Regions from separate parts of the Homo sapiens genome. Here region 1 is linked to region 2. Evidence: chromatin loops called from intact Hi-C (ENCODE). Cell type or tissue: HepG2. All regions are shown on one strand. Each heading gives the region's core, and the rest is flanking DNA. Links, peaks and the distances in the headings are about the cores only.

Region 1 (15,153 bases), core at 5,763-10,762, 43 kb after region 2:
TCCCCCAGTTTATTACCATTAGATCATACCCTCTTTGTCCAATCACGCATTTCACAACTGTCCACTCTTCTTCAAACCTAAGCATAAAAATAGACAGGTTTCCCTGCTTCTTTGGGCCTCATTTCCTTCTGAAGGCTCCCATACTACATAAAACTTCTATTGAATATTTTGTATGCTTTTCTCTTATTAATCTGTCTTTTGACAGAAAGGCCTCAGCCATGAACCTAGCAATGGGAAAGAAATATTTTCCCCCTATACTGGAATGAGTCCGCTGGGGAAAAGAATAGCCCATAATCCAAACCACAGTGTGAAAGAAGTAGTGTGAGCTCGGATTCAGTGTTGTAGCCAGAGTATTTGAGACCTTCAGTGAACTATTTTTAACACTCTCCGTAGAAAACAATTATTTTTAGTAATAATCATGTAATAAGCTTAATAATCATGGTTAAAAAAAGCACACTGAAAAAATTTTTTATTGAACTGCCTATGTATAATCATCCTGTTAAAACAATAATAATAAATAACAAAATACATATTAAAATACATAAAAGGAAAAAATATATTAATACTTTCTGATTTACATTTATGAATTTTTTGAAAGGAGAAAAAACTCGTACATACATATTGGTCTCTTATAGTAATGAATCTTGCAGTTCACATTGTTTCCCTGTTTAAAATTTTAAACACACGTAAAAACTCCAAGTGATCATGTTTTTCATGTCACTGTTTTATCACTTTCATTTTTAATCCCCTGGTTAAATGCAGGAATATTTGCTCCCACAGGAATAGAGAGACAAACTTGCACCCTAATTGAACTCAAATGTTTTTGAATCATTACAAACATGGGTCTGAGTCTGCCTCTGTTGGAGACCAATTGTATCACTAGGAGTCCTTAGAATTAGATTCCATGGAAAGTACAATGTGTAAAGGACAATAATAAAAATGTGCTCCTTTGAAGCTTATGTAGAAGCTTATTATAATTATTAAAAGTCAGTTGTTTAGTACTTAGACCAACAAAAGATTTGGCAGAGCGTGGGAATATTTTGTCACTGACATTGTTTAGGATGGTCAGCTCCTGGTGATAATAAAAGATCAAATTTATTTCCTTTTATTATTTCTTTTTAAATGTCTACAATGTGCCCCCTTGTTTTCTGCACCCTGTCCTTTTCCCCCTGCCCTTAAAATGCAATTGTCCAACCAACCTCTTTTCTGGGCAAAGGTTGTCTATTTTGATAAAGGGAACACAGTAGTAGAAATCTCTAAGTCGAGGGAAATGGAGTAGAAATCAGAAACTAGATGCACACAATGGGAGTTGAGATGGTTACAGCTCACTGGGCACTTAACACTGACTCCACACCTTACCTGCTCATAAGAATTAGGTGTTTAGGCTGGGCGCGGTGATTCATGCCTGTAATCCCAGCACTTTGGGAGGCCGAGGCGGGCGGATCACCTGAGGTCGGGAGTTCGAGACCAGCCTAGCCAACATGGTGAAACCCTGTCTCTACTAAAAATACAAAAATTAGCCGTGCATGGTGCTGCACGCCTGTAATCCCAGCTACTCAGGAGGCTGAGGCATGAAAATTGCTTGAACCCGGGCGGTGAGGGTTGCAGTGAGCCAAGATCGCACCACTGCACTCCAGCCTGGGTGACTGAGCAAGACTCTGTCTCAAAAAAAAAAAAAAAAAAAGAAAGAAAGAAAAGAGAAAAGAAAAAGCAAAAGACTTAGGTGTTTAATTTTCTGCCAAGTTTGTTCCTGATGGTTCAGGACCAACTGGATGGGCCAGGGATCCAGAGACAGTTGTTTGATCTCTGCAGTGGAGTGGAGCTGGAGCAGGCAGGTGCCAGCTTGAAGTGGCCCTTCAGGAAGTGTTTTATCAATACCAGGTGATGATTGGAAGCTTGTCAAAGTTCTTCCAATCAAACATGTTCACATTATTATTCCAAAATTGTAATTCTTTATAAAGTGAGTGTTAATTTTGAAAAGTCCTCATCTATCTTTTTCACTAAATAATCGAAGAAATAAAATGGTTAAGTATAAAGATGCTATGGCAATCATTTCTTTTGCTACCTTTCTTTGGGTTTCCGATGTGGCCACTTTTGAAAAACGTTCACAGCCAGGCACAGTGGCTCATGCCTATAATCCCAGCACTTTGGGAGGCTGAAGCAGGCAGATCATTTGAGGTCAGGAGTTCAAGACCAGCCTGGGCAACATGGTAAAACTATGCCTCTACTAAAAACACAAAAATTAGCCAGGTGTGGTGGCACATGCCTGCAATCCCAGTTACTGGGGGAGCTGAGGCAGGAGAATCACTTAAACCCTGGAGGTGGAGGTTGCAGTGAGTCGAGATCGGGCCACTGCCCTCCAGCCTGGGTGACAGAGTGAGACTCCATTTCAGAAAAAAAAAAAAAAAAAAAAAAAAAACCAGAAAAGAAAAACGTTCACAACTTTCCCAAGTTATTAGATGACTATAGTGCTTCAAAAATCACTTGTTCAGCAGGTTCCTGTGCAAACCTTGATTTTTAATTATTATAACCACCATTTATTGGGCATTAACTGTGTTCCAGCACTGTGTTAAGCTACATCTATAAAAGTAATAATAATAATTGGTCTTTTCGGTGCAGATTTAAAAGAGATAGCTCCCCATCACAAATAAGAACAACAAGCAGAGAATAGCTCAAAGGAATTAGTCATAGTCCCAGCTGGTAGATGTAATCATGCCAAAGTATGTCAGAGTCAGGAAATGCCACGAGGTTAAGACTACAAAGTATAAAGATGACTATAATTACTCACCTTTAACTGAATAGTATAATTGAATCACATAATTCATTTCCATTATCTGAGTTCCCGGCTTAGGCTCTTTGAGTACCACGAATCAGGAATGACTATGCTCCACTTCACCCTTCGCTAGTCAAAGACTGCCAGGAGGCCCGGGGTTGTGGTATTCAACGTTACAGACGTAAGGCCCTCCTGCCCACCCAGCACTCCAAATATTTCATGACATATGAAGGCTCTGACATTGCAAACCGGACTACGACAAGCCTTTGACTTCTCCGGGTTGTGAGGAGTTTTAGAAAATAACTGAGAAGCAACTTTTTTGAGGATGATGTATTAAGCAGAGTCCTGTAATAGGAAGAACACAGTATTTGGCAATAGGAAATCTGGATTTGAGTCTCCATTCACACCTAACTGGTTTTGGACTTTAGCAAGGCCACAGCCTCTCAGACTCCTGTCTGAAGTAGCTTGTCTTGCAGGTCACTCATGAGGATTACATGAGACGCTACATGTGAAGGCACTTACGGTGGGTCTTAGTGTTTACAGAAGGAAAAGGTAATCATTAACACACGTATTCCACCTTCCATGCTAAGTGTACGCTAATAACCGTGGTTTTTCTGAGCAACAGATCATATTAAATTGAAAAATTAAATTCAGCCGGGCATGGTAGCGCATGCTTGTATTCCCAGTGCTTTGAAAGGCCAAGGCGGGAGGATCACTTTAGGCCAGGAGTTGGAGACCAGCCTGGACAACACAGCAAGACCCCCATCTCTACTAAAATAAAAATATTAGCAAGGCACAGCGGCACATACCTGTAGTCCCAGCTACTTGGGAGGCTGAGGCAGGAGAATCACTTGTGCCCAGGAGTTTGAGGATGCAGTGAACTATGTTTATACCCCTGCACTCCAGCCTGGGAGGCAGAGCAAGACTGTCTCCAAAAAAAAAATAATAATAATTTCAAAATATACTTTATTGTAACAATTATTTCAGGCAAAGCAATCTTCCTGATTTTCTTTAAAAAACATTGCCCTTTACGAGAAATGGTTTAGTCATTTTGCTTCATACAATCTGCTTTTAATCTTTCTCTCATATTCCGTTGGGCCAAACAGAAACTGAAAGAAGTTAGGCAAGCAGAGGAAGGCTAGGCCAGATTCTTGCATTGTTTCAGTTCCACAGAGAGCTCTGAGAATGACACAGATTTAAGATACAGGGGGTGGGAATGAAGGAAAGCAAGGAAGGGAGGGTATTTCCAACTCTGAGAAAATATCCCTAGCCAGGAAACAAAGCCTCAGGCCTCAGATTCCAGAAAGGCACCAGCTTGGTGACAGCCCGCGCCCACTGGCAGCCCAGCCCTCACCTGCACTGCTTTTTCACAAGAGCCCAGTTGGAAAGCCCACGGGTTGGGCCATAGAACTTGGTGCATTTTGCTGCAGCTTTGTGTTTTGGAGGGCAATATCATTCGTGGCCTGGAGGGCAGTATCAACATCAGAAGAGCGTGTTTACTTAGGTGTGGCAAGGCTGGTTTCATGTATTAGATTAGGAGGCAATTTGCTTACCCTGTCAACCACTCTAGCCATCTCTTTGTTTTGGTGTTTGTGTGCCTTAATGTTTTGTGCCCATTGGTTTGTGTGGCTGAAGGGGGATAAGTTGCAGTGCAGGTGCGTAAGAGCGGTCTCTCAATAGATTATTTCAGATAATCTACAGTCATCCCTTGGTATCTGAGGAAGATTGGTTCCAGGACTCCCCACAGATACCAAAACTCACAAATGTTCAAGTCTTTGGCATAAAATGCTATAGTATTTGCATAGAACCCTTGCACATCCTCCCAGTATACTTTAAATCATCTCTAAATTACTTATGATACCCAATAAAATGTAAATACTATGTTAATCATTGTTATACTACGTTGGTTAGGGAATGATGACAAGGAAAAAAAAAACATCTGTACCTATTCAGTACAGAGGCAATTTTTTTTTTTTCAAATATTTTCCATCCATGTTGGTTGAATCGTTGGCTGCAGAACCCATGAATACAGAGGACCAACTGTACTTCAAATGAAATGATCCATTTTTAATATAAAACAAGCTTTTCAGTGGAAAGTAATAGACCATTAACTAAATCGTATGTCTGGTCCTACCAAACTTCTGCTTGCAAGACATTTAGACTACCTTCACATTTTCTGATTTCCACTTTGCTTTGATACCACGAAAATTTTCTTGCCTGGGAACATATATTATACAAGCGGAAAATCAGTCAAGAGATCATTGAATATTAATTCTCTGTCATTATGTGCCCAACACAGATGCCTTAGGAGTTAAACAGAGGCATGCATATGCTCGACTTAAGACACTGTGTCACCAACCTCCTCCCCTTCTTCATCAGAGGCAAGAGAGAGCCCACAGACAGCAAGCAACCCACCCTTGCCCAGCAGTGACAGGAGCAAGCCCCGTGCCCAGAGACTGCTAAGACCAGCCTTATCATTACAACCTTTTTGGAGAATCTTGCTGAAAGGCTGGGCGCTCTGAAGAGAAGCATGGCATCAGTAAGGGACCAGATTGCCAGTGTTTGCGTCCTGGCCTTGCTGCTTACTAGCTATTCCCCTCAGGCTAGTTTCCAATCTCTCAGCACCTCAGCTTCTTCATCTGTAAAATGGGGATAAACACGGCACCTATTTCATGATGTGATTGTGAAATGTCACTGATTTAATACATGTGAAGCAACTAAAATAGTGCCTAAGTTATAGGAAATGCTTATTATTATTATTATTTGAAAATTACACTACTCAACAATTATACAAAAAAAAAAATCTGTTTTTCCCCTAATCTCTCTAAACAAAGGCACTAAAACTCAAAGAGTTAGTAACAGAGAGAAATAGAACTTTGGTGGTCACAGAAACACTCAACATGGTAGCCACAATCCTAAAACTATGTGTAACAGAAGTAAACCCAGATAGAAATAGCCTTCTTAAGGCAGAGTTCTACAAAGGGGATCCCCGGATTTTCATGCTCTGAGCCCTGATACTGACTTTCAACATCTTGGCGTGTCTACCAAATCAGGTACCTCAATACGACATTACCTAAGAGTTCCTTAACTCACAACCCTGTGAGGACAACAAAAGATACTGTTAGAACAACAAAAAAAAAACGCTCTCCATGAGAATTATGCACAGTTTACTTTGCATGGGTACCATGTATGTGTGCATTTTAAATAAACATAAAGTGTGTATAACTGCTTTTGATCTCAGTTTTAATTTCTCTTTAGCACAAAACCAGTCATAATTTCTTCCCTTGTGATAAACAGGATTGATCAAGATGTGGAGCCTCATTTGTGTTTCCCCAGTTGTTCAGACGATGCCTCTCAGTGTGCACCGCCGGCTTCCGGGCCCTTGTTTCCAACCACAAGTAGTCCTTAGTCTTTGTGGCTTGCTAACCCCAGGAATGACAGCACAGTGTTATCGCTTGTACTCCCAGTAACCACTCTCTCTCTGTCTTACTGTATTGTCCAGCAAATGGAAGGTGTGGCAGCTAAACCCCTTTTTAGTCAGAAAGAACCACTTCCTGCTTAAAGTGAGAGCTAAAAGTGAATCTCTCGTTGTACAAAAATATGGATCCGGGCTGGGCACAGTGGCCCACGCCTATAATCCCAGCACTTTGGGAGGCCAAGGCGGGCAGATCACTTGAGGTCAGGAGTTTGAGGCCAGCCTAACCAACATGGTAAAACCCCATCTGTACTAAAAATACAAAAATTAGCCGGGCATGGTGGCAGGCACCTGTCATCCCAGCTACTCAGGAGTCTGAGGCAGGAGAATCACTTGAACCTGGGAGGCGGAGGTTGCAGTGAGTTGAGATCGCTCCACTGCCCTCCAGCCAGGGCAACAGAGCAATACTCCGTCTCAAATTTATATATATATGCCATGATGCTTTCTCTGAAACTTGAAGATTCTTCTGGCCACAGGAGCAGAAAGTCACTGTTTGATTTTGGGGGGCGCAATATTGTACGAGGGGCTTTCATTTCAGGCAAAGTCTCTCCCAACTTTTTCCTTTCCATGCTTACTGAAAAAAGAAAACCACTCCTAGATACTTGCTCCAGATTCTCTGCTGGAACCAGGCCATGCCCAAGCTCTCCAAAGAGCCTCTGTGAAGCCCCGGCTTTCCAGTTTTGAGGACCCTCGATCTTGAGGTGGTCTTCCTACCCTCAGATTTGGCTAATGTGGGAGGCGAGTTGAGGAATTTTATTTAAAAGCAATATTACTGTTGAACCTTGACTACTAGTCATGAACAAGTTTGCCACTAAAAACAGCAACACTGGAGCCCCACCCTCAAGCTTGAGGCCCCAAGCCACATGGCCTGCTCATCCCCTATTTCTCATGTAGGATCTGTGTTTGTTCCCACACAAATAATTCCCCAGAAGCCTGTGTAGCAGAAATGTGGATAACGTAGTAGTTCTTCACATTTGGGGGAACATAAAGGTATTTAAAGGAATAGACCTATTCTCTAGAAAAAGTATACATCACAAAATTTGCATGAAATTTTGAAAAGCTTTGCACCCATCACCTCCACAGCCCTCTTGGACTTTAAGAGATCTGTGGGACCTGAACCACAGATGGAAGTCAGGGTGAAGGATATACGGAAAGTGTTTACTTCCCCAGGGAGAATGGGAAGCCAGCCCCCACCTGCATTCCAAGAAAAGTCTGTCACCCCATCTTTCATACTTGGTTGATTGTTCCTGGGAACCAACTATGAAAGAACTCAGCTCAAGTAGCAGTGGATTGGGTGCAGGGGGGTTTCAGGAAAAGCACCATCTCGAGATCCTTCTCAGGGACTTGCAGTGAGGAGAGGAAGCCTCGAGCCTCTGCTGCCCACCACAGAAGGCTTAAGCTGCAAACCTTGGAAACTGTCAGGCTATCAGTCGAATTCTCATGAAACACATACTCTGCCTCTAGCTGGAACTAGGTGCTATGGGAAAAGGGGCATTTCCAAAAAAATGCATAAGACAAAGTCACTATCTTGAGTAGATCAAAATCTCTTTGGTGATTGCAAAACACACTTCATTTTAAAAAAACAAAGAGCAAAGCCCTATGGTCAGAGGTCCATCATGGTCTAAATCCAGAATATATTATATCTGGAATATATATACCTAGAATATAGACACCTAGGTCCAAGAGAGCAGAAAGGCTTCCCGGAGAGGGTGGAGCCTAAACTGGACTTATTTTATGTTTCCCTCTGACTACTGTTGTCTTCAAAGAACACTGTCTTCTACCCCACCTCCACCTTAATCCACTAGAATCTGTTTCTCAAATATTGTCTTAGCAACCCGTTTACTGATTAACACTGACAAGCCAAACAGGCCAGCATCAATGCTGCCGCCGAACTCTGACCTCTGGCTCTGGGCTGCTTTTCTTTTTTTTTTTTTTTTTCATTTTGAGATGGAGTTTCGCTCTTGTTGCCCAGGTTGGAGTTCAATGGCACAATCTCGGCTCACTGCAACCTCTGCCTCCCAGGTTCAAGCGATTCTCCTGCCTCAGCCTCCCAAGTAGCTGGAATTACAGGCATGCACCACCACACCCGGCTAATGTTTGTATTATTAGTAGAGATGGGGTTTCACCATGTTGGCCAGGCTGGTCTCGAACTCCTGACCTCGTGATCCACCTGCCCAAGCCTCCCAATGTGCTGGAATTACAGACGTGAGCCACCGCGCCCAGCCTCTGGGCTGCTTTTCTAACATCAAAGAGTGTCAAGGTCAGAGGGACTTTAGAGGTCACCCAGTCCAAATTCCCTTCCCCTCCTTAGGAAAGAGACATCTGGGAACAAGTTCTGCAGACTCCCTAGAAGAGTGAACCTAGTGGCTGTGGAAGTCTGGCCAAGAAAATCAGCCTCAAAGAAGCAGAAGCTGTTAGGACACAAAACACACCTGAACAGTCTCACTGGTGTGAGTAAACGCAATCACCTGGGAGACGCAGGCATCATCACACCCAATTGTGTAATTATAGCCACACATTGAATTAACCCTCAATCCAACCCCAAATCACCAGACCAACCCTGTTGTAGTTATCATGCCTAAATCTCCAACTTGGTGTGAAAGTTAGACAGTTTGTACCCAAGCGATCTTAGCCCAACTTAGAACTCCTGGAGAGCAAGGATTGATCTTCATTCATTTGTGCATCTCAAAGCCTAGTGCAAGGTCTGATATTCAATAGACAGCTTAATGTGGCTTTGTTGAACTGAGCTGGATTGTACTGAATGATACAGAATTCATTATTATGAGTCAGAGCAATACAAACTACAGGAAATTTGAGTGACTGGAAAGAAATCAAAAGAGGCGCCGCAGCTGACGCCTATAATCCTAGCACTTTGAGAGGCTGAGGTGGGTGGATTTTTTGAGCCCAGGAGTTCAAGACTGGCCTGGACAATATAGTGAGACCTCTGTCTCTCCAAAAAATACAAAAATTAGCCAGGTGTGGTGGCATGCTCCTGCAGTCCCAGCTACTCAGGAGGCTGAAGTGGGAGGCTCATCTAAGCCCTGGAAGTTGAGGTTTCAGTGAGCCGTAATCATGGCACTGCACTCCAGCCTGGGCGACAGAGTGAGACACTGTCTCAGAAAATAAAAAATAAATAAAACAAAAAGATGAGGAAACCGACTCCCCTCTTCAATTCCCCAATCACCCTCAGGATCCCTCAATCCAGAGAGAAATATCCATTCATAAGTACTGTAATAAAGGCATTTATTCCACTTAGAAATAATATTCATAATGGCCAACGTATACTAAGAGCTCCGTAAATGGCAGGCACTATGCTCAATTCCTTACATTGAATCCTCACAAAAGTCCTATGAAGTAGGTTCTCTAATGATCTTGATTTTGCAGATGAAGAAACTGAGTCTTAGAAAAATGAAGTTATGATCAGTAATTCTAGAAATGAGGTTCGATTTTGTAGAAGTAGAAATTGGACTGGGTTTCAAGGGATGGGTAAGACTTTCACATCAATATGTAGGTAGAAAAAAAAAAAAGCAATGTGAAAGCACACTGTCAGAGAGGTAGGAAGAGGACCAGGACAGAGCAGTGTCACAGCAGCCAAGAGGAGGTGGGGCCTCAGAGAGAACTCACAGAGTTTCAATGGCAGCAGAGAGGTAAATTAGACAAGGGCTGAACTTTCCATCCAATTCGGCAACTAGGTCAGATTTGACCTTGGCAGGAGAAATGGAATATTTGGGATGGAAGTCAGATTGCAACAGCCAGAACAGGAATGAGAGTCGGAGGCCGTCACGAGAGGCCACTTGGTGGACATAGCCTGAGTGATGGGTGCAGAATCAAGGAAGATTCTTTAGGTTGAGACAAACTTATGTTTGATCACAGGTAAGGAGGCAGGAGCCAGTGAAGTGGGAGAGGCTGGGGAATGCAAGAGAAAGAAGGATGGTAGAGATTGGGGGTATGATTTACCTTAGGAAAAAAGGGGAAGGAACATATACACAAAACGTCCTGTACCTGGCCAACCTTCCTCTTCCTGCATCCTATGCACAAATATTTTTTTAATAGGCTTTTCTTTTTTTTTTTTTTTGAGACAGAGTCGCTCTGTCACCCAGGCTGGAGTGCAGTGGCGTGATCCCAGCTCACTGAAACCTCCACTTCCCAGGTTCAAGCGATTCTCCTGCCTCAGCCTCCCAAGTAGCCGGGACTACAGGTATGCACCACCTAATTTTTGCACCCAGCTAATTTTTGTATTTTTAGTATAGACAGGGTTTCACCATGTTGACCAGGCTGGTCTTGAACTCCTGAACTCAGGTAATCCGTCTTGGTATCTCAAAGTGCAGGGATTACAGGCATGAGCCACCACATCTGGCCTAGACTTGATTTTTTTAGAGCAGTTTTAGGTTCACAGCAAAACTGATTGAAAGTTATAGAGATTTCTTATATATCCCTTGTCCCCACACATGCATAGCCTCCCCTATCAATATCCCCTACTCCCACCAGAGTGATGCACTTGTTATCATTGATGAGCCTACAATGACACATTATTATCAGCCAAAGTCAACAGTTTACATCAGAGCTCACTCTTGGTATCATACATTCTATGGGTTTGAACAAATGCATAATGACATGTAGCCATCATTATAGAATCATATAGAATAGTTTCACTAACCTAAAATCCTCAAAAACCCAGAGTTTTGAGAAAAAATTTAGGTTTGTATTTTTGCTTTTTTGAAAAATGGCAAGGCAAGATGCTTATTTGGTCATTTAAAAGTCTCAGATGCTTAGCTGGCTACAGGAAATAAGACACCAGCCTGGTGACATCTGGTCCCGGTTCTGTGAGGCTGGAGTTCAGGGCATCCAAAATACTTGTGCTGAAGGAACAAGAGCATGCAGCCCACTGCCATCTGCCCACTGAGAGTTCTAGGATGGCAAAGAGAAAAGAATTTATCTTTGGCATTCCCCCGATAGGTCTCTCCTCCATTAGGCAACTCCTAAGTTAGGCCAGTTAATCACCAAATCTTATCATCTTGTCCAGGAAAATAAAGTACCCTCAGGGATGAACAACTTGCTTATTCACTGAACATTTCTTAAGCACCACTATATGCCAGATTGTATCAATTTGATACATAATGATCCACTGCCAAAACAACAAATATGTATTATTTCTCACACTTTTGTATACCCAGGTAAAAATCAAGGATTCTGATGAAGGAATAGTGGTGACCCAAAAATGCACCAGAGTGGCTGTTTCTGCATAAAGAGCCTGGAGAAGGCTCTCAAAAGAGAAGCAATTGATGGTGGCTTCAGATATGGGATAGAAGTTCATCAAGCAGCTGGGCACGGTGGCTCACGCCTGTAATCTCAGCATTTTGGGAGGCTGAGACAGACAGATAATTTGAGGTCAGGAGTTCAAGACCAGCCTGACTAACATGGTGAAACCCAGTCTCTACTAAAAATACAAAAATTAGCCAGGGGTGGTGGTGGGTGCCTGTAATCCCAGCTACTCGGGAGGCTGAGGCAGGAGAATCACTTGAACACAGGAGGCAGAAGTTGCAGTGAGCCGAGCGTCTCAAAGAAAAAAAAGAAGTTCATCAGGCAAAAAAAGGAACCAAGGTGATTGAAGAAAAGGAAATAGAAGGTAACATGCAGAGCAATGTGAAACAACAGCATTGATAAATGCCCAGGAAACCAGCATGAGTAGAGCCTAGGGTGAGGTGGGGGCCAACAGGAGATGACAACGGAAAGGTTGTCATCAGATCTTGAAGGATGGTAGGCTATACAGACAAACCTGAACTCTATCCCATCTGCAGTAGGGAACTGGTGAAGGATTTTAAGCAAGGGAGCCAACAAATCTAATTTTGGGGTTTCTGTTTTGTTGTGTGTGTGTGTGTGTGTGTGTGTGTGTGTTTGTTTTTGTTTTTGTTTTGAGATGGGTCTTGCTCCATGACCCAGGCTGGAGTGCAATGGTGCTTTCAGAGCTTACTGCAGTCTCAAACTCCTGGGCTCAAGTTATCCTCCTGCCTGAGTCTCCTGAGTAGTTGGGACTATATGTTATAGGAAAGGGGTCCCAATCCAGACACCAAGAGAGGGTTCTTGAATCTCACACAAGAAAGAATTCAGGATGAATCTGTAGAGTAAAGTGAAAGCAAGTTTATTAGGAAAGTAAAGGATAAAAGAATGACTACTTCTTAGACAGAGCAGCCCTGAGGGCTGCTGGTTGCCCATTTTTATTGTTATTCCTTGATGCTATGCTAAACAAGGGGTGGATTATTCATGCCTCCCCTTTCTAGACCATATAGGGTAACTTCCTGGCGTTGCCGTGGCATTTGTAAACTAACTGTTGTGGTGCTGGTGGGAGTGTAGCAGTGAGGACAACCAGAGGTCACTCTCATCGCCATCTTGGTTTCAGTGGTGTTTGGCCAGCTTCTCTACTGCAACCTGTTTTATCAGCAAGGTCTTTATGATCTGTATTTTGTGCTGACTTCCCATCTCATCCTGTGATTCAGAATGCCTTAACCATCTAGGAATGCAGCCCAGTAGGTCTCAGCCTCATTTTACCCAGCTCCTATTCAAGATTACCCTGGCTGCTCTCAAATTCCTGGCCCCAAATGATCATCCTACCTCGTCTTCCCAAAGTGCTGGGATTACAGGAGTGAACCACTGTGCCTGGCCTAATTTGTTTTTAAAAGGTTGCTCCGGTAATTAACATGGAAAGGCTGGTTTGGAGGTTGGTATACAGAGAAGGTAGGGACTTAGTGAGGAAGATGCCTAGCTCAGGGCAAGCAAGGCAAAGACTGACCAAATTAAGCCAAAGAAATGGAGACAAGGAGACATTTTCGAGAGCTATTTTGAAGTAGACTTGACAATTGGATGCAAAAAGTCAGACAGGGAGAGAGAAAGATAAGGATGACTCCCAGGTTTGGGGCTGGGGTCATGGAAATTAGTCAGGGTAGAAATTGCTGAAAGAGTAGAGCAGGGTCTGAATGAACAGTGATCAATTTGTGGGGCCTCTGGAACATCCTGAAATGGCTGTTCAATAGGTTGTATCAATTGGTTTGGAGCTCAAAAAAAAGTTCTGGGGTGGGGAGGTGGATTTTCTAGCTGTCAGCATATGTACTATTGTAGGGATATTAAAAAGAATAGAGATCTTAACCGTGAATCATCCCAGCTGGCAAAAAAGGAGAAGAAAAAAGTAATTTCTTTTTAAAAAATGAACAATCATTTTCAAATTATTTTCTCTCCCAACAAAGGAATTAGCCAAGGTTTTGTTTCAAGACCAAACAAAAAGGGGAAAGCAATCAGCTTTCTCCATGAATGCAATGGGTAATTCATGAGGCTCTGGAAAATACAGCTGCAGTTTTGCCAATAATTTCTTGTGCCTGTGTAAACAGTACCATATTCTCTGAAGCTTTTCCCCCTTCAAAAAGGTAAACTTTGCATTGCCAATAAGTAGGGGCAGAACAATATAGTCAGCCTCCAAATTCTTTCTGGGTAAGACCATGTTCTTTACAAGAAATTTCGGATATTCAATGAATGGTTACTCCTATCTACCCTGAAGAACTGGGTTAGGAACATATGAGGTACAAGTGACCAAATACAGTTAGCTGTTATTACTTACATAGCTGATGAAGATTGAGGAGGGGAGGGAAGATGGATGCTGGCAACAGATTTCTCACTGTGTCATTTCCCTTCATTGTCTGTCAGAACTGTTTGCTACTGTTTGAAGAGCATTTTGCTACTCACAAAAAAGAAAAACAAAAAAAGTAAGTTTGTCATCAAGTAAATTTGGAGAATGTTGGATACTAGATCCACTCAGAGGATCACAATAGTGAAGGAACTTGTTTACCTTTAAGTCAGTGTTTCCCCCACATTTATTTGGCTAAGGAAATGTCTTTTCATGGAGTTCTTATTAAGGTCTTATGCAACACCAAAATGCATTTTGGGGAACACTGTCTCCAGGGCATTCGGCCACTAAGCTCTGCAGAATGTTACCAGCGCCTCCCACTAGGCACTTCTAGTTGGGCTAACATGGTATTTGTAAAAAGAGGCAGCACATTAACCCTTCCCCACAGACCTGGGGATGGGATCTCAGCTCTAGGCTATCTCTCCCAGTTTAAATTCTGAATTTGAGTGGTCAAAAACAGCTGCCTCCCTTCCCCAAACCTGCTCAGTTTTCCTATTGAAGAGGAAATCTACCATTTCCTGCCCAAGCAGCGCCTCTGGGCCCAGAGGAGGTTTTGGTGGAGTGGACCTTTGACCTGCTGAATTGGGGGTCTGTCTTTGGGATTTTTTTTCCGGGCAGAGGAAAACCTCCTCTTAGAAAAGATTCTTTGTCCTTGAGCAGTGCACCTCTAGGGAAAACCCCAAAATGAACACAGTCAGATTTTTGTAGCCTTATTTTCCATTCTATTCTGTAAGGTCAATAGGAAGTACTTTTTCTTTTTCCTTCCCCCCAACAAAATCCCATTCAGGAAAAGTAAAAATGTTTATGACAGCATATTTCTTTGAGATATTCTATCCTATTTTATATCAGGAAATACAACATCTGCATCTGCTCTTAAGGATTCTCTTTTTATTTCCTCATCACCAAAGATTTTCTTTTTTAGCTAGCATGTCAGACACTATAAATCTGCATGCACTGTAACTTCCGATGATGATGTTGCACCTTTGAAGTAACTCTGTAAGATGAGACCTGTGATGCTGAGGCAAAGTGCTTAGGAAAAATGGGGAGGAGGGAAGGAGGAAGTGAGTGTTGATTGGCATCGAGCTTCACCTATGACAAACAAATAAATAAATAAGCAAATCAACCATTGCATGGACCTCATTAGGAGATTTCTAACAGCTGGAGAAGTAGGCAGAGAGAAGTAGGGGGAGAGAAGTGTGTCAGTGAATCAGAGACTGGGCCTGTGATGGAGGA
Region 2 (15,153 bases), core at 4,269-9,268:
GTTAGGGCTTATATAAATGTGCATCTAGAAAAGTAGGAACAAGCAGGTATGACCAAGACTTGGGCCAACCTGCCTCCTGATTCAGTGACTAAATCTGTAATATCTGAATATCATCGTAAGATAAAAGTTCAGGGCCACCAACATAAAACCAAGTTGTGGACTGGGGCCCTGTGACCAAGCAGGGAGGGAAAGGTATAGCAAGAAGAGAGAAAGTGTGTGTGATGCCACTTGAAATGTACATCACACAAGTTAAAATTCTAAAACAATTAAAGAAAACTAACATTAAGAAAGGGAGCCAAGAAAATCAATATTTGGGATACATTCATTCCAGAAGAAATGGAAATACAGGCATACCTCGTTTTATTACATTGCTCTTTGCAGACACTTTGTTTTTCACAAATTGAAGGTTTGTGGCAATCCTGCTTCAAGCAAGTCTATCATGCCAGTTTTCCAAAAGCATGTGCTAACTTTATGTCTCTGTCATAGTTTGAAAATTCTCACAATATTTCGAACTTTTCATTGTTATTAATCTGTTATGATGATCTGTGATCAGCAATCTTTGATATTACTATTGTAATTATTTTCAAGTGCCACAAGTCACACACACATACGACAATGAATTTAGTTGGTAAATGTTGTATACGTTCTGACTGCTCCACCAACCGGCCATTTTCCCATCTCTCTCCTCCTCAGGCCTCCCTACTCCTTGACACAGAACAATATTGAAATTAGGCCAATTAATAACTCTATAAAGGCCTCTAAGTGTTCAAGTAAAAGGAAAAGTCCCGCAACTCTCATGTTAAATCAAAAGCCATAAATGATTAAGCTTAGTGAGGAAGGCATGTTGAAAGTTGAAACAGACTGAAAGCTAGGCCAAATGATTAGTCAAATTGTGAATACAAAGGAAAAGTTATTGAAGGAAATTAGAAGTGCTACTCCAGTAAACACACAAATGATAAGAAAGCAAAACAGCCTTATTGCTAATATAGAAAAAGTTTGAGTGTCTGGATAGAAAATCATACCAGCCACAATATTCACTTAAGCCATTCTATGAAGGCTGAGAAGTGAGGAACTGCACAAGAAAACTTTGAAACCAACAGAGGTTGGTTCATGAGGTTTAAGAAAAGAAGCCATCTCCGTAATATAAAAGTGTAAGGTGACGCAGCAAGTGCTGATATAAAAGCTGCAGCAAGTTACCCAGAAGATCTAGCTAAGATCATTGATGAAGGTGGCTACACTGAACAACAGATTTTCAGTGGAGATGAAACAGCCTTCTATTGGAAGAAGATGCTATCTAGGACTTTCCTAGCTGGAGAGGAGAAGTCAATGCCTGGCTTCAAAGCTTCAGAGGACAAGCTGACTTCCTTGTTAGGCACTAACGCAGATGGTGTCTTTAAGTTGAAACCAATGCTCATCTGCCATTTGAAAATCCTAGACCCCTTATGAATTATGATGAATGTACTCTGCCTGTGCTCTGTAAGTGAAACAACAAAGCCTGGGAAACAGCACATCTGTTTATAGTATGGTTTACTGAATATTTTAAGCCCACAGTTGAGACCTGCTTCTCAGAAAAAAAAAAAAAAAGATTTCTTTCAAAATATTAGGGCTTATTGTCAGTGTACTTAGTCATCTAAGAGCTCCGATCAAGATGAACAAGGATATTAATGTTTTCATGCCTGCTAACACAATATCTATTCTGCAACCCATGAATTAAGAAGTAATTTCAACTTTCAAGTCTTACCATTTAAGAAACACATTTTATGAAGCTATAGCTGTCATAGATAGTGATTCCTCTCATAGATGTGAGCAAAGTAAATTGAAAATCTTCTAAAAAAGATTCACTATTCCAGATACCAGTAAGAACATTTGTGATTCATGGGAGGAGGTCAAAATATCAACATTAACAAGATATTGGAATAAGTTGATTCCAACCCTCATGGATGACTTTGAGGGGTTCAGGACTTCAGTGGAGGAAGTAACTGCAGATGTGGTGGAAATAGCAAAACAACTAGAATTAGAAGTGGAGCCTGAAGATGTGACTGAATTGCTACAATCTCATGATCAAACATGAAAGAATGAGGAGTTGCTTCTTCTTACAGATGATCAAATAAGTAGTTTCTTGAGATGGAATCTGCTAGACCTGGTGAAGATGCTGTGAACATTGTTGAAATGACAGCAAAGGATTTAGAGTATTACATAAACTTAGTTGATAAAGCAGTGGGAAAGTTAGAGAATTGACTCCAAGTTTGCAAGAAATTCTACTGTGAGTAAAATGCTATCAAATAGCATCATATGCTACAGAATAATCTTCTGTGAAAGAGTCAATTGATGCTGCAAATTTCATTGTTGTCTTACTTTAAGAAATGGCCACAGACCTCCCAATCTTCAGCAACCAACACCCTAATCAGTCGGCCACCATCAACATCAAAGCAAGACCCTCCACCAGCAAAAAGATTACAACTTGCTGAAGGCTCAGATGATTGTTAGCATTTTTAGCAATTAAGTATTTTTTCATTAAGAGACGTACATTTTTAGACATAACGCTGTTGCATACTTAGACTATAGAATAGTATAAACATGACTTCTATATGCACTGGGAAACCAAAAAATTTGTGCGACTCACTTTATTGTGACATTTGCTTTATTGCATTGTACTGAAAATGAACCCACAGTGTCTCTGAGATATGCCTGTAATAGAATCTGAAAGTGAATTTACTATAGGGATTGTGGCCTGGGCAACGTGGCAAAACCCCATCTCTACTAAAAATACAAAAAAATTAGCCAGGTGTGGTGACATGCACCTGTAGTCCCAGCTACTCAACAGGGTGAGGTGGGAGAATCACTTGAGCCAGGGAAGTTGAGGCTGCAGTGAGCCAAGATTGCATCACTGCACACTGACCTGGGCAACTGGAATAAGACCCTGTCTCAGAAAAATAAAAATAAAATAAAATAGGGATTGTTAGAACCATCAAGGAGAAAAAGAAAGGAGGAATATTCATAAAAATGAATAGTAAATTGTGAACGAAAATAACTAAAAAATGAAACAAGAGCAGGTTGATATTAAAAGGGACAAGTTGGAAATTCTGGTAATAAAAACCATAGTATTTGAGTAAAAAACTCAATAGACAGGATTAACTCTGTCTTGGGTATAACAAGACGGAGAATTAATAAATTAGAAGGTTATATAGAGGAGCTTACCCAGAATGAGCAATAAAGAGTTAAGGAAGGGGAAAAAACATGAAATAGCAATTCAGAGACATGGAAGACATATTGAGAAGATCTAACATATGTCTAATAGGAGTTCAAGAATAAAATAGGGGAAAATATCTGTGAATCAATAGTCAAAGAGATACTATAAACTTTTCAGATGGAAGAAAATGATATATGTTCTCAGAAGAAAAGGTTACATACACCAAGTGCCAAAAAGAATACATAGTAACGAACCTATAACAGGAAACATTTTTCAGTGAAACTACTGAACATTGAAGGCAGAGAGATAATCTTGAAAGCTTCCAAAGCAAAAAGACAGCTGCCCTGCAAGGAAAAGACAATTAGACTAACTCTCATCTACAATGGGTGCCAGAAAACAGCAGAATAATCTTCTCACAGCCTTGAGGAAAACCAATTATCAACCAAGGCTTCTATACCCAGGTAAACTATCATTCACAGCAGAGTAAAATAAATCATTTTCAAGAAAAAAGACTGAGTGTGTTATCACTCACATGCTAAGCCCCAAAATTGAGAAATCATTGATAAATATGATTAACTATTTACTTTAAGTAACTAATGTGTGTTTTTAAAAGGTAAATCTAAAAACCTAGATAGCAATACTATGGGAGTGGCATTCAATGAATAGAAAATGCATGGTAAGTTCCTTAACCCTTTCAGGAATATAGAGATAGTTAATCATTCTACATTTTGTTAGAAATTTTACAATAAATATGCATGAAAATTTAGAGGTAATCTCAGAAAGTAAAAACTATAAAATAGAAGGCAGAGTCTTATAATGAACAGTCTTGAAAAATCTGTAGAACAGGACTTGAGTTGTGGAGATAACGGTTCAGTAAAGGCTGCCCATGGCCTGAAAAAATAAAATTTCCCAATATTTTTTCTTTGCTACTAAAGAAGAACTTAAGCACTAAAGAATCAAATGCCATGAAATTGAATTCAGATACAAATTTAAGTTTTTGCTTTTTAGTAACTAAAGGATTTAAAAGAGAAATTTAACATGGCCTCAACTCCTAAGTCGCTATTGATTATCAGATACAACATTTATGTAAAAAACAACTTTTTTCCTACTTGACCATTGATGAGAAGGTGCCACCTGATTTCCAAAACGTTAACATTTTAAATCGACAAAATGTATTAACTTACTTGACTTTGAGCCAAGTAAAATTGTTCTCAAGTGCCTTGGACTCTTCCAAGGAAGCTTATTAAAATGCAGATCCTGGGGGCACTCTAAGAGACTCGGATTCTGAAGATTGGAAAAGGCTAGAGATTTGCATTTTTAACAGATAGTTCTGACACAGATGATGGGAAGACTGCAAATTTCTGAAATGTTGACTGAGTAAAATCAAAATAGTAATAAAATTAGCCAGGCAGCCCTGAGGGAATCTTAACAGCAAACATAAAAATTGAGCCACCCATTCTGAAAGACATCCAGGTTGGAACTAGGAAAATTCTAATTAATGAGTTAAATACTTGTTGAATCCTAATCTAGAAATCAAAAGACCTGGTTTCTGTTCCAGTTCTGCTGGTAATTAGCTTTGAGACTGTGGGAGAAGTAGGGGGATTATTTTTCCTCTCTGGGCCCAAGTTTCCTCATCTATAAAATAAGGTTAAATTATTCTCTGCCAGCTTTAATGTTCTTTGGCTCTGTGAGTTCACATAATGGGATTGTGGGCCAGTAATTAATCTAATCTTTATAGATTCTTCGAAAGAAGCCCCCCGCCTTATTTCCCCAGGAGATGGCAGTGGGAAAGTACAGCATAGAGAAACCACATTAATGCTGCAGAGAGGCAGGTTCTGAGTGAGACACCAAATTGACCCTCAATATCTGACCTCCACCTTCCCCGTTACAAAACTTATTCTTTAAAAGCTTACCAAACGAATACAGCAAAGGATGGGTAAAGAAAATGCAGTCAATCTCTTCTAAATGCAAATTACCTTGGCAATTATGCAAGCAATTTAAAATAACAACGAGTTGCAAGCAAGAACAACAAAGATTTGATTCCCAAGCTAGAAACTTTCAATTCAGCCGAAAGCTACAAATCCTGGGAAATGCAGGCCCCCAGAACTGCATGGATGGTGGTAACAGAGACACGTAACAAAACAAACTTCAGAGAAAAACTAGACTTACCTAGTTCTTCTAAGAAAAATAGAGTTTTTCTTTAAAAGCGGTCTTTTGTGAGGCTTGGATTCCTCCAGCAATGAATGTAGAGCCAAGCTGTGAACCCAAAGACTGGAGCCCTACACACCTCCCCAGCTTTTACTGTAGAAATCTTTATTTGTTCTGGAATCTCTTTTATCAACACTTCACTTACTCCTACAGTGTGAACTCCAAACAGTCCTGTTTAAGAAACTATCTGCAAATACCAGAATGGCTAATCCTAAAAATAAGGTGTTAATTGGTCTCTTGGTGATTCCAACCCCAAACATAATAAACTAGTATTTCTTTTTAAATGTGGGGGTTTTGCCCCACTGCTAGTCTGAAGTACTGGGTCTTTCTTTTTCTGCTGCTTTTCAGCTTATGTTTTAGGTAAAAATAAAGAAAAAAGAAACTAGTAAGAAATACAGTGAATCTTTGTCTCTCTTCATCTGACAGTAATTATAGGATGTTAAACCCAAAGTAAAGCAGGTCATACTGTATCTTCAGGAGGAGCCAAATTAGGAGGCAAGCTTGTCATTCCTGAAGTCTTCCTTATGGACATAGGAATCCAACAATTTAAAAAAAAATTTTTTTAGAGACAGAATCTATGTCACCTAGGCTGGACTCAAACTCCTGGGCTCAAGGGATACTCCCTCAGCCTCCCAAGTAGCTAGGACAACAGTCAAGCAGCACCACACTGGACTTCTCAGGAATCCACCTTTTTTTTTTTTTTTTTTTTTTTTTGAGACAGAGTTTCACTCTTGTCACCCAGGCTGGAGTGCAGTGGCGTGATCTCAGCTCACTGCAACCTCCGCCTCCCTGGTTCAAGCAATTCCCCTGCCCCAGCCTCCCGAGTAGCTGGGATTACAGGCACAGGCCACCATGTCCAGCTAAATTTTTTGTATTTTTAGTAGAGACGGGGTTTCACCATGTTGGCCAGACTGGTCTCGAACTCCTGACCTCAGTCAATCTGCCCACCTCTGCCTCCCAAAGTGCTGGGAATACAGGCGTGAGCCACCGTGCCCAGCCAGGAATCCACTACTAAATAATAAACACCTCTTAGTGCCTCTGGCCCAAATGCCCAGTTAACTGTGGCCCAGTTTCCCTGGGTGTTGGCTGAGTGTTTAGCTGGGGCAGAGAGCCAATCAACAAATTAGGGGCATTGATCCTTTTTATTATCTTTGTTTTTATCTCTCACTTCTGACCTGCAACAACATCCCATTGTCAGCTCAGATTCTGGAGCGTTTAAACCCTTCCCCTGCCACTGAGAAAGCGTTTTTCTAATGAGGAAGTAGTGTGACTGCAGAACGGTGGTACAGTAGGAGGGATCTCCCCCGGTACCCATCACGCAGGGACAGACTGGCTCTGGGTTCTACTCCTAACTTCTCTCATCATTGGTACTACTCTCCACGACCATCATTTCAGAGAAATTTCTCTGCTTTGGTATATACAGGAATTTGACCTGGGATTTGTGTGAAATATTTACATTGTTTTTCATTTGGGTAGATGGCCTCAGAACAATGCAGTTCCCAATTTCCTTGTGCTGTTCTCCTTTGCTTGCAAGCAGGACAGGAGCAGAGAATTAGAGGAAAGGATTTCACTGAGTGGCGTACAGTCTTTCCTCCAAACTTTCCATGGCAAACACAGTGTTGATCTATACTTGTGAGAACCTCCTGGGGCTGCATGTACTTCCTAATGGGCCTGGCTGCCAAGTTGCCTCTTGTGGGACTGACCTGGAGCCTCTAGAGCAAGGGTCAGGAGACAGGATGCAGGGTTTATGTCACTGTCCGAACTGGGAGCACAGGCTGAGCTGCCCTACAGTGGGAACCGAAGGCTCAGACATTACTTCACATCTCAGCAGAATGATGCAATGATAGCTCTGCTGCAAGTTCTGCTAAACAGCTCAATGTTTGGTTCTCCATCCTCAGTAATATTCTTGTCACTGAGCCAATGGCCTCATCAAAGGAACTAAGCAAGGATCCTCTAACAGCCTTTTTTCAGTTATTGGTAAGAACAGTAATAATTGTGGGTTCCCTATAACAAGCACTGTGCAAAAGCCATAAAAGGGAAAAATGGCCCTGTTTTTCCAGCATCACATCTTCCTAAAGATTAAGTATTTCTATATCAACCATTCAACCATTCATTGAGCAGTCTTCATGAGCATGGCAATATGCTGGGTGATGGGTTTGCTGGTGAATGAGTTCAACTCATCCCTGCCCTCAAGGAACTTACAAGACACCATAGAGGACAGATGGATGCAGAAAAACTAGATTGTTCTAAGTGCCATTGGGGAGACCTAGAGCCACATGGAAGGCAAGTCCATTTCTTTTTTTTTTTTTTTTTTTGAGACAGAGTCTCACTCTGTCACCCATGCTGGAGTGCAGTGGTGCGTTCTCAGCTCACTGCAGCCTCTGCCTCCTGGGTTCAAGCAATTCTCATGGCTTAGCCTCCCGAGTAGCTGGGATTACAGGTGCATGCCACCATACCCTGCTAATTTTTGTATTTTTAGTAGAGACAGGGTTTTCCCACGTTGGCTAGGCTGGTCTTGAACTCCTGACCTCAAGCAATCTGCCCGCCTAGGTCTCCCAAAGTGCTGGAATTACTGGTGTGAGCCACCACACCCAGCCAAAGGCAAGTCCATTTCTAGCTGAGGAGGGGCAATCAGGAGTTGGGCTGTGTTGAGTTATCCTTGTGCATATCTTGTACTCAGAGCTTATTTATCTCTATTAGAACCCAGCAAGCCTGGTGGTGTAAACGTCATCTCTTCTCTATATCAGAATGTAATGGAATAAGTTTTTTATCTAAAACCTCACTTGGTGTAGCCTTTATATTATTTCCACTGTGATAGATGAAAGAAAAAAAGAGCAGTTTAGAATGATATCTAATAATAAACCTTACTGGTCATTCAAGATCTAGTGATATTCATTTGAAATCTGAAAAGGATTTCTGCCAGAGAATCAAGGCCTGAGGTTGTCTTCATTTCTTTACCATAACTCCCCTGCCTCCTTCTATCAGCAACGTACTCTCAGCACACCCCCAATTTCCTCTTCCCACTGCCTAAAACCGCATCTCCCAAAGACGTAACCTGGCAACCCTACCCAAGAGGCCCTTCCCACCACTCACCTGTTCTTTCTCTACAAGAGCAGCCTATCTGTTTCATTCATGAAATATATCACCATTTGTAATGTTTCTTTCTTTTTTTTCTTTTTTTTTTTTTTTTTTGAGATAGAGTCTTGCTCTATTGCCCAGGTTGGAGTGCAATGCCACGGTCTCGGCTCACTGCAACCTCTGCCTCCCAGGTTCAAGCGATTCTCCTGAGTAGCTGAGTAGCTGGAATTACAGGTGCCCGCCACAACGCCCAGCTAATTTTTATATTTTTAGCAGAGACAGGGTTTCACCGTGTTGGCCAGGCTGGTCTTGAAGTCCTGACCTCAGGTAATCCTCCCACCTTGGCCTTCCAAAGTACTGGGATTACAGGCATGAGCCACAGTGCCTGGCTGTAATGTTTATTTTCTTATCGGCAATCTTCCAGAACACACTGTAAGCTCTTTAAGGACAGAAGATAGCAGATGTGAAAAAATTGTTGCATGAATAAATTAGCAAATAAATAAGTAGTAGCACTATTACTTTAGGAAAGTCCTCATAGCGCTCTAGACCATGGTCGCCACACCCGTCAAATAAAAGAACTCACAAGGATCCAGGCTGAATATTCTATGATTCTAGGACTTGGTAAAATCAGCACTAGTGCTTCACCAGAAAATGCGAAGCAACCCTGACTTCAAGGCAGTTTTCCTAGTAGAAAGACATAATAGGTAATGGATGGAAGGATGTTCGGCATTCTTATCCCACTTTATAAAAAATGAAGACACCTAAATACATTTTGTGTATAAAAAGAGGCTCCTCCACACATGCAAGTAGATTGATTCAACCTGTGTCAGCAGCCAGGGGCCCTGGAGTCAGCCCCTCCACTGGAGGACACTAGCAAGAAGATATTTGCAAACTACTTTTTCTGATGGAGTCAAGAGAACCTCTGGTCTAACCCATGAGCTTGCATTAGTGCCTCAGCTCAGCCTAACTCCAGCACCATCTTATAGATCCTGAAAGTGGGTGGTCTGGAGCTCCGCTTCTAAACTTCCTCAGATTCAAGCAAATTCCACATTCATTTGAAAGACAGAGGCCAGAGGGATTGGCTGGATCAGGGAGGTTGGTAAATACAGTGCCTTTTTTTTTTTTCTTTTATCAACAGGAAATACAAGCTCCAGTTCTGGATGAAAGGGAAAAAAAAATCATTGAAAGTAATTTATATCTGAAACTGTTTAGTAGTGTCATCCTAATTTACAACAGAACCAATTCCAAATTAAAAAAAAAAAAGTCTTTTTCTGTTTCCTGTTAGCAAAGAACATGGGGTTATTTAAAAAAAAAAAAATCCACTGGATTTTCCCAAGTGTTGATAAGGTCTGGAATCCTGCAGATCTCATGAGAAGAATTCAAAACTCCTAATTAAAAGTTTTGTTCTCACAGTCAAATCTTGAAACTGTGCCGTTTGGCTTCACTTCTCTATGGTTAATTCATTTTGATCTTCTTCCAAAAGATAAATTGACAATGTGGGATGAACCATTATCAGAAGCTTATTAATTATTATTATTTCTGGTTTTGAAAGGAGAAGAATTTTGCTGTAACATACCTCACCTCATACGGAACCCAGGGCTATGAGTGAATACATGTTGAATGGAATCTTTCCTGGATTAGTGACAATTGTTCATCTCTGGGGCTAGCCAGGTAGGGAGAAATTGTTTATTAAATAGATTACACAATCTATTGGGCTCAGGTTGAATATAGTGACAGGAAACTGAAAATAGTCCTGACATTGGATGACTTGGTGTTTTTCGTAATTTTAAACAGATAATTCAGATGCTGGTGTTTTGGAAGGCTGCCCAAGATCTGCTCTCCATATAAGCAAACTATAAAATGCAAACTAGGGCTATGACAGCCACCTACCTCTTTCCCTGAGGCAGACTTCATACTTCCTGAACCAAAATACTTGTCTGACCACAATACTGAATATTTGGAATTGGGACTGTCCCAGAAATCTGGGACATATATGGTAAGGACCTGAAGCCTGTAGTCAAATTGGAGTTTTCTTAGATGCTTGGTTAAAATTTAAATATTTTCAAGTCCAGTCCATTTATAACTTAGTGTACTAAGTTGTACTCAAAAAAGATGTACCAAAAAAAATGATGTACTCAAAATGTACACATTAATGCAGTGGTGGAGTTAGCTAGGTAACCTCCTTTTGTTAGCAAAAATGAGAGTCTTACTTCTGAGATCTTCAGAGACCATTTGGAAATTTCTGGAAGGGAAATGGCATGGATGCCCTTTCTGCTACCAAGACTGTCAGTAGTTACACAAAATTATATTATTAAAAGTCCCCAGATGGGAAGTGGCTCATGCCTGCAATCGTAACACTTTGGGAGGCTGCGGTGGGAGAATCATTTGAGTCCAGGAATTCAAGACGAGCCTGGGCAACATAGGGAGACCTCATCTCCACAAAAAATTTAAAAATTAGCCAAGCATGGTGGTGCACACCTGTGGTCCTAGCTACTCAGGAGGCTGAGATGGGAGGATTGCTTGAGATGGGAGGTTGAGGCTGCAGTAAGTCGTGATTGTACTGGGGCACTTCAGCCTGGGTGACAAAGCAAGACCCTGTCTCAAAAAAAAAAGGTCCCTTTTCCCTATTAAACAGTACATCTGTGTTTGGAAAGCTTTGGGTAGAGGACCCAGGTAGGAAGGCCATCCTTGTGCCCAGGTGGCAGCAGCCATTGAGGGTCTGAGGGAAGTCCAAACCAAAGGTTAGCCCAGGACCATTCTCCTCAGAGACTAGAAGGTCTCTCCATCTTAGGACTGAGGCTACCTGAAACAAGGAGGAAAGGTGATGCTGAATGGAATCCGTGTTAATCAAGAGAAGGGCCTTTCCTGTGGTTTATGCCTCTCTTCATTACTCACCAGCAGGCTCTGCTGGCGCCTGAAGCCTCTTCCAGTGTTGACATCCTTTTTGGCCATTTCTAGCAGTGTCTTTACAGAAAACAGGGTGGGGGAAGACATAAGAGGCAAAACTCAAATAGCCTAGTTTTCCCAACCTTTACAACTAAAATATTTTTCTGAACAAAAAATGGGAAAGTCGTGGCAAATAATCATGCCTGATAGTTCTGTTCCCTTTGCCCATGCGTGACTGAAACTGAGCCAGAAGGATTGAATTTTCTTACTCTATTTTACCTTTTTATATATTTTTTAAAATCATATTTTGAAGGCACACAGGAGCTTTTCTTTAACCCAAGAGTGGCACCCTGTTATAGATATTCTCCAGTGACCCAACTCCCATCCCCTCGCTTTTCTATAAAAGGAGCCTGGAGTTATAAGAAAGACAGGACAGCCCTCCAAACCAGGACGTCATGGAGAGGTCAGCCCACCCAAAGAAGATGCAGCACATGCAGGGTGTGGAGAGGGAAGTTCACGGGTGACGGGAGACACTGCCCTACGCCGCTAAATCCCTGCAGCCTCCTCCCCCTCATCCCTGTAAAAGTGAGTCAGAAGAGCTCACTTGTCAGACTCCTCCCAGCCCAGAGTTGAAACAAGCTTTCCCCCACTCCATGCTCCACAAGCCACAATGCTCCAAGCCTCCTCAAATTCATCCATGAAGCTCTGTGGGGCCTGCAGGCAGGCACATTCCAAAAAAAGACCTGAATATTTTATTGACAGTGGAACCCTAATTAGGTGGTTTCTATAGTCGCCGATTTCTCTAGCACTTGAAGGCAGAAGTCAGCGTTTTTGTCCCCTTCTAATTTGCCCTCTCTACCCCTCACACTCCAGACCCAGGGCTGCTGGCACCCCTGCTGAGAAGAATAGATGGGGAAGAAATATTTCCGGGATTAGTCTCATAAATCTTTCACTGGCTTCCCTGGAAATTCTCTACCCTTGAGCAACGGGGGTGTGGGGTGAGGGGAGGAGTCAGATCACTCCTGACTCATTAGCGTGTTTCCACGATGTGCCAGCTAGATCATCTAAAAATTATTCAGCTGCCCAGGAGGAAAGCCTTTTTGCCAAACTACAGGCTTATTCGAAGAACTTAATGCAATCCTCAGCCCTGGCATCCAACCACAAAGCCCAGCAAGCTCTTCAGAGAGCCATTTCCTGACCCCAGAGGCAGTCAGTGACCCCCTGGAGTGGATTTTTACATAGAGATACTGTCCTTAGCCGCAAAGCTTTCTAAAGAAGGGATTTGGGAAAGAAAATCTATTGTGTTGTTGGCTTTGTGCGTGTCTGAAAGAAGAGAAGTCATAAAATCTTTGTGTTCTTGATGGAGTGAGTTCCAGGAAATATTACCTTTCCCTTATCAGGTCCCCATGAATTGAATCAGGCTGATAACATAGCCTTCAGGTTTCCACGTGTGCATTCACCACCTACATTTGCAAAAACTCTTCCTTTTTCTGTTTTGTCCTCTCTCATATCTAAAAGATTTTATCAGCACTTTCTTGCTGTATCTGTGTCTGTTTTCAGTCCCTTGTTGGTGTTCTACGTGGTATGTCCAATTTTATTAATAGCAGGAGGCCGGGTGTGGTGGCTCATGCCTGTAATCCCAGCACTTTGGGAGGCCGAGGCAGGTGGATCACTTGAGGCCAAGAGTTCAAGACCAGCCTGGCCAACATGGTGAAACCCTGTCTCTACTAAAAATACAAAAAATTACCTGGGTGTGATGGCACATGCCTGTAGTCCCAGCTACTCGGAAGGTGAAGGTTGCAGTGAGCTGAGATCGCACAACTGTGCTCCAGTGTGGGTGACAGAGCAAGACTCTGTCTCAAATAATAATAATAATAATAATAATAATAGCAGAAGTTACCATTTATTGAATGCTGACTGTGTCAGCCACTGTGACCCTACATACATTTGTTCATTGATAACTGTTTGTTCATTGCAAAGTAGATCTTTAAAAGCCTATGATCCAAATGAGGAAACCGAGGTTTAGAAATATAGCTAGAAAGTACTAGTCAGGACTCAGAGCCCGCGCTGTCTGACTCCCAAGCATTTTCTCTCAGCCACTTCACTGAAACACAGACAGCCCGGGAGATGTGCATTGCTTTAGGTTAACACCCATATCCAGGCACATGCTGCAGAGCCTGAACGATGTCCTCACTGTCACCTCCCCAACCCTCTGAAGATGGTGATGGAAATGAGTGAGCCATGACAATTTCTGCAGAAAGATTCTAAAGTGTTGTCAGAAATCTTGAGGCCAGGAGCATATCTAGCTCCCTAACCCACAGCAGGGTGTTAAATAGGTTCCTGATGACATGCTTTTGATAAAGAAAGAGAGTTCCTCAGGCAATGGAGACTGGAGATCAGTGAGGGGAGGGGTGTTAGAGGAGCCCCACAGGGAACAGAACCTGGGGTGCTATCGCAGGCAAGAAGACAAGTCAGAAAGCATAGACCTAGCACAATTATGAACAGAAAAGGCCATTGTTTGGTAGTCTGAGGTTTTGTAGAGGGTCAAAATTGTAACAGAAGTCCCTCTGCAGTGAATTTTGGACTCCAAAGCTCTTTAGGATTCTCTCTTCCCCAATACTAAGTCTCGCAACATGGGCTGAAAAACTGCTAGAGTCAATGAAGTCTGACTTCAAAAAAATTATTGGAGCTAATTAGAAAAGGCTTAGTTTTGACATCTTCAGTCATCTTTAGTCCTTAGTTTTCCCGCTGATCAAATATATCCATTCATTCCAATCTAATGAAGGCCTGCTGTACATAGGGCTTTTCCCTAGCACTGTGAGAGATGCAAAACATATTGGACACGATCCCTAACCCTGAGTTGCTTGCTCTCTAGGTTGCAAAGCAAGAAATGTGCACATAAAAAAGGTGAATAAAAATATTTCAGACGCCAAGCCGGGCACGGTGGCTCATGCCTGTAATGCCAGCACTATGGGAGGCCGAGGCGGGCAGAACACAAGGTCAGAAGATTGAAACCATCCTAGCTAACACGGTGAAACCCTATCTCTACTAAAAATACAAAAAATTAGCTGGGCGTGGTGGCAGGCACCTGTAGTCCCAGCTACTCAGCAGGCTGAGGCAGGAGAATGGAGTGAACCCAGGAGGCAGAGCTTGCAGTGAGCCGAGATCGTGCCACTGCACTCCAGCCTGGGCGACCGAGCGAGATTCCTTCTCAAAAAAAAAAAAAAAAGTGTATATATATATATTTCAGACACTATCCCCACTTTGAGGCCTAGTAGACACCTTGAACTTTAACATGTCCAAAACAGACCCTGGTTTTCCCAGGATCTTGACCCATCCCTTTCACTGTTCTCCTAATCCTTCTTCAAGGCTCAGTTTATCTCACCCCCTCTATGAAGTCACTATGAGGCCATCAAAAAACACTTTAACCTGTGCCCCTGTCAGGCTTCTGCCACTTTGACCTCAGTAAACAGCAACACTTACCACCCAACTTCCCAAGCCAAGACCAAGACATCCCCACAACTACATCAATCAGTCAACCAGGACCACCATCTTTGTCTTCCAAACATACCCCAATTTGCACCCTTCTCTCTCTCTCTGCACTCACCACCATCACTCACTCAGACCGTTGCAATAGCCTCCTCACTAGGCTCTCTATCTCCACTTGGTTGATCTACCACTGTTTGCCCACACAGCAGACAGACTGATATTTTTAAAGTAAGTTTAAACATATCATTCTTTGGCTTAAAACCCTCAAACGTCTCCCTGTCACACCTAACTTAAATCTAAAA

What was found. A loop is a pair of places that touch in the nucleus more often than their neighbours do. Peaks named below come from ENCODE experiments on the same cell type or tissue, not always from the same donor. Only the 100,000 strongest peaks of a DNase experiment are listed, where the experiment ranks them.
Region 1: it touches region 2 in a loop (1.8-fold over the local background); 6 of 110 quality-filtered maps call a loop at or near these places.

What each region holds. Positions count from the first base shown.
Region 1 is chr5:74,573,129-74,588,281 of GRCh38, forward strand. No RefSeq gene overlaps it. Among named protein-coding and RNA genes, the nearest start is that of LINC01331, 44 kb to the left of the region's middle. RefSeq lists enhancers at 3,787-4,006, 4,217-4,386. In HepG2, for the core only: no CTCF peak of the experiment used is centred there; DNase peaks (open chromatin) are centred at 8,053 and 8,512.
Region 2 is chr5:74,531,311-74,546,463 of GRCh38, forward strand. It overlaps LINC01331 (long intergenic non-protein coding RNA 1331), which reads right to left and starts at 5,463. Exons shown (of 4, transcript NR_197436.1): 1 at 5,360-5,463. RefSeq lists an enhancer at 11,376-11,937. In HepG2, for the core only: no CTCF peak of the experiment used is centred there; a DNase peak (open chromatin) is centred at 7,151.